Linked DNA regions of Homo sapiens: region 1 is linked to region 2. Evidence: chromatin loops called from intact Hi-C (ENCODE). Cell type or tissue: adrenal gland. All regions are shown on one strand.

The links. Hi-C counts contacts between places; a loop is a spot of excess contacts. Peaks named below come from ENCODE experiments on the same cell type or tissue, not always from the same donor. Only the 100,000 strongest peaks of a DNase experiment are listed, where the experiment ranks them.
Region 1: it touches region 2 in a loop (3-fold over the local background); 24 of 110 quality-filtered maps call a loop at or near these places.

What each region holds. Positions count from the first base shown.
Region 1 is chr10:131,884,260-131,886,759 of GRCh38, forward strand. No RefSeq gene overlaps it. Among named protein-coding and RNA genes, the nearest start is that of PPP2R2D, 15 kb to the right of the region's middle. In adrenal gland, CTCF peaks have their summits at 1,260 (motif pointing right) and 1,470; a DNase peak (open chromatin) is centred at 1,272.
Region 2 is chr10:131,946,365-131,948,864 of GRCh38, forward strand. It overlaps PPP2R2D (protein phosphatase 2 regulatory subunit Bdelta), which reads left to right. Exons shown (of 9, transcript NM_018461.5): 8 at 1,166-1,427. Among named protein-coding and RNA genes, the nearest start is that of BNIP3, 34 kb to the right of the region's middle. RefSeq lists an enhancer at 2,119-2,500. In adrenal gland, no CTCF peak of the experiment used is centred here; no DNase peak of the experiment used is centred here; H3K27ac peaks cover 1,919 bases.

The DNA of each region.
Region 1 (2,500 bases), 62 kb before region 2:
GACAGACACCTGCTGGGGGGACACAGACACCTGCTGGGGAGGGACGGACACCTGCTGGGGGGGGGACACAGACACCTGCTGGAGAGGGACAGACACCTGCTGGGGAGGGACAGACACCTGCTGGGGAGGGACGGACACCTGCTGGGGGGGACACAGACACCTGCTGGGGAGGGACAGACACCTGCTGGAGAGGGACAGACACCTGCTGGGGAGGGACGGACACCTGCTGGGGAGGGACGGACACCTGCTGGGGGGACACGGACACCTGCTGGGGAGGGACAGACACCTGCTGGGGAGGGACGGACACCTGCTGGAGAGGGACGGACACCTCCTGGGGAGGGACGGACACCTGCTGGAGAGGGACGGACACCTGCTGGGGAGGGACGGACACCTGCTGGGGAGGGACGGACACCTGCTGGGGGGACACGGACACCTGCTGGAGAGGGACAGACACCTGCTGGGGAGGGACAGACACCTGCTGGGGAGGGACGGACACCTGCTGGGGGGACACAGATACCTGCTGGGGAGGGACAGACACCTGCTGGAGAGGGACAGACACCTGCTGGGGAGGGACAGACACCTGCTAGGGAGGGACGGACACCTGCTGGGGGGGACACAGACACCTGCTGGAGAGGGACAGACACCTGCTGGGGAGGGACAGACACCTGCTGGGGAGGGACGGACACCTGCTGGGGGGACACAGACACCTGCTGGGGAGGGACAGACACCTGCTGGAGAGGGACAGACACCTGCTGGGGAGGGACGGACACCTGCTGGGGGAACACAGACACCTGCTGGGGAGGGACAGACACCTGCTGGGGAGGGACAGACACCTGCTGGGGAGGGATGGACACCTGCTGGGGAGGGACGGACACCTGCTGGGGAGGGACGGACACCTGCTGGGGGGACACAGACACCTGCTGGGGAGGGACAGACACCTGCTGAGGAGGGACAGACACCTGCTGGGGAGGGACGGACACCTGCTGGGGGGGACACAGACACCTGCTGCGGCCCACGCCAGAGCCAGGGTTTCTGGACTTGGTGTTTCCACGCAGGCGCCTGCGCCACACATCCAGGCAGCCTCCGCGCCCTGCCCCAAGTCCCTGGGTGTCCACATGGTCAGCACGGGCAGGAGCGCGGGCCTCGGCCCGGGTGCGCTTTCCATTCCCGAGGTCGTTTGTAGGAACTGGGGTGATGCCGCCTCCCGCTGGGGCTAAACCTGCCAGACTGGAAGGAAAGTCTGCGCTGAGGGGCTGCTCACACTCGGCCAGCAGGAGGCAGCAGAGGGCAGCCGCGCCCTGGCTGGGAGGCGCCCAGGGCCGGAGGGTTGCGCTCTGCAGGGTGTGTATCTGCAGGCCTGGGCTCAGCTGGCAGGATTGCGGGTCTGCAGTGTTTCTCAGGTTGTTTGTACTTCGACAGTAAGAGCTGGGCCCAGAAAATGATTTCCCAGCTCTGCAAAGATTCACAGTAAGAGCATTTCACAGGTAGGAAGCACGTCACCAGTGTTCAGAGAGCTTTCATTTATTTTCTTTTGGCCTCATAACTCTTTATGGCAGGTAGGTCAGCAGAGCAAGAACTGTGACTTATCAAGGATGAGCAAACAAACCCGGAGAGGCTGGAAATGCACGCGGGGTCCTCGAATTAAAGCTGGGCTGGGAATACCATGACTTAGATTCCCAGTGCCCAGCCCCAGCCTGGCCAGGAGGGTGGTGGCCCTGCCCCAGCTCCACCCAGCTATCTGTCCACCCTGCTTCTGGTGGGCCGCCTGGGGCCAATGCATCTCCAGTTATACTCCCATCCACCGTGATCCCAAGGAGCCAGGGTCTTGGTCTTACACCCCCAGGCTCATGGACACTCACTGAGGCTTATTTTTAGAGCTCAGAGGACTTGAAGTGCTCCCTGAACCAGCATGCGTGGGTCAAGTTGGAAAGGGCACATTCTAGAATTTCTTGTTTTCAGTTGGTTTTATAACGCCTTTTGTTTGAATGTATTGACAGAAGACTCAGTACCGGACCCCTGAGAATGAGTCACCCCTCTTAATGGTGTACTGCCCTGTCAGTGGCACGTCTCAGGAGGTGACCCACTCGGCAGACAGCAAAGTGCTGAGTGCCATGATGGTTTCCCAGGGAGAAGGCGGATCCGAGCCGGTGGCGGGAGAAGGGAAGAGACAAAGGCCCACGCTGCGTCTTCTGGGAGTGGAGGAGCCTTTCTTTCTGGAGCAAGCAGAAAGTCATCTTATCAGTCAACTTGGCACTTCCTCCCATGAGAACGTGAGAAGATTCACATGGTTAAGGGGACTTTGATGTACAGAGATCTTGTTTCACTGCACAGGATTTTTAAGTTACTCAGATAAATGGGGGAAGACTTGACACTTATTGTGCATAATTTGAATTCAAATAGGCTCCCAGTGAAGGGAAATTACCAGACACTTCGAACAGAGTCTATGCCTTCCGTTCTGTGCCTTCTGCTGATATTTAGGCTCAGAACTGCCTTAGAGCTG
Region 2 (2,500 bases):
ACGTCCAGTGACTTCCTCTGATGGGGAAGCCGCCAGTCAATCCCACCAGACTGAGCCGCTGCTCATGTGCAGCGGCGCCCCCAGTGCCTCGGTGGAATGTGCCCATGGACCGTGTGCAGCAGCCTTTTCGCCTGTTCTCTTTCCTGAGGTTGAGTGTGTTTTTAAGAATTCGTATTTCTACTAGAATTCCTGCGATGAGGATGAGTGTTTCGTAGCATTTGGCCTGTATCTTAAGCATAAAATTCTTGAGTAAATAATTTCAGATTCCAGTTCTATTTGTCATCAGAGTGATTTATTTGAGTAAATGCTTGGCGTCGGCACAGCTGGCTTCAAGTTAATTTCAGATGCTAAGCCGACAAACACAGGCTCCTGCATCAAGAAAAAAGAGAAAAAACCTAAAGCAGCTTCAGGTCAAGGAAGCACAAGCCAGGTGCAGTGGTGCTCACCTGTGGTCCCAGCTACCCTGGAGGTTGAGGCGGGAGGATCTTTCTGAAAATAGGAATCCAGTTTTGTCACAGTAGAGCTTGTGTATATTCAGTATTGGAGACAAACCTTGGCTGGCTGGCTTTGACCGGCGGGACCGTCTTGGTGGTTAAAATCAGGACCACAGCGTTGCCAGTCAAGGTGGTCACTCCTGCAGACCCACAAACTGTCGACCCTCCAAAAAGCAGGCAGTTTCTTAGAGGCACAGACCGCTGTGTCTGCATGACCATATAATGCTGTTTGTGTCTTCCTGTGATGTGTATGCGATAGAATTTCACGTGCTCGGGCCTGGTGCCATGAGGACGCGGAGACACTCCTACAGGAATGCGGTGGTGCTGAACCTGGGCACACATCAGGATGCCCCGAGGAGCTCCCACAGATGGCAGTGCCCAGGACCTTGCCTAGAGATTCTCATTCAGGGTCCGGGTGAGACTTGGGCGTCTACGCTTCTCATGCCCATCCCTTGTCCATAGCTGGTGCTAGAATGTCTTATCCGAAGCTCTTGCCCACGGAAGTCACAGAAGATCAGAAAACCTAGAGAATCAGAAAGATCAGAAGACCTAGTGTTGAGGCCAAGCCCTTCCAGAGTCTCTCTGAAGGGGCCACTTCCTACTTGAACTTGAAAATGATTTGTTCTCTGATTTTTAAACAGAAGCTGAAAACATTTTATTTTGTTTTTCAGTTTTTGAAGAGCCTGAAGATCCCAGCAGTAGGTCCTTCTTCTCAGAAATAATTTCATCCATATCCGATGTAAAATTCAGTCATAGTGGGCGGTACATGATGACCAGAGACTACCTGTCGGTGAAGGTGTGGGACCTCAACATGGAGAGCAGGCCGGTGGAGACCCACCAGGTCCACGAGTACCTGCGCAGCAAGCTCTGCTCTCTCTATGAGAACGACTGCATCTTTGACAAGTTTGAGTGTTGCTGGAACGGTTCGGATAGGTAAGGCCTGCGTGGAGATGAGCTGTCGCCCCAAGCTTGCTGGTTTCCGAGAGTGCAAGGTCAGTGAGGGAGGCGAGCTGTCCTCCAGCGTCAGAGGAGGACGCTCATAGGGTGTTGTTTTCCAGACCTTTTGATTGATGGATGATAGTATCAAGGTAGAGAAAATAGGATCTCTGAGCAAGTTTCTCACCTAGCTTGTCATTCCATTTATATTTAGACAAGAAGTATAGCACTAGGTACAGGCCGGCTATGTGTTAAATGCTTAGTGAATGATAGTGTATTACTTTTTATTATGCTGATAATGAGTGAAAAGGAAGGAAGTGGGGAAGTGATTCACCTCACTGGAATGACCGCGTTGCAGTCTGCCTTTCCTTCTGGAGAGAAGTAGATGAAAACACCCCAGAGCCACTGCCTGTCATGCCCAGACACAGCGTGGTCATGGCTGGTCTGAAACACCAATGTAATTTATAATGTGATGGTTCTAGTACCTTGATAATTTATTTTGTATACATTCTTTAAAGATAGCTATGATTAGTGTGGTTGAGAGTTACGTTTTTTTTATTATGCAAAAAGTTACGTTTCAGATGATGGAAGATTGTCTTGCACCATTTTTATATAGAATTTTTGTTCAGAATTCAAGAGAACAGAGGAGTCTATTGGCAATAAGTGATTGACTGGATATTCTGCAAAACCCTCTGGCATAAACACCTAGAAATGCTGGATATGATACAGCAGGTGTCTCTTCAGGTGCATAGTTGAGCTCACAGATAAGCAAGGGAAATCTCACAACGGCCAGAAACTAAGAGGGAGCTGAAACCAGAATGGCAGCCTCTGAAGGCGTCTATTCCGAGAGCAGCCTTGCAGCCCCGGCTGGCCTCAGGAGCATCAGCCCATAGCAGGAACCACTGCCCCTGTGAACAGCAGGTTATGGTGCAAAGCTGAAGCCTTGTCCCACACGAGGTGACTTGCTCATGGTGGCTTTTCCTGTATGTGCTTGGTAATTTTCAAGAGCTGAAGCCTTGGCCCACACGAGGTGTAGAGTTGGAACAGGGACCCCTGAAGATGGTGTCTCC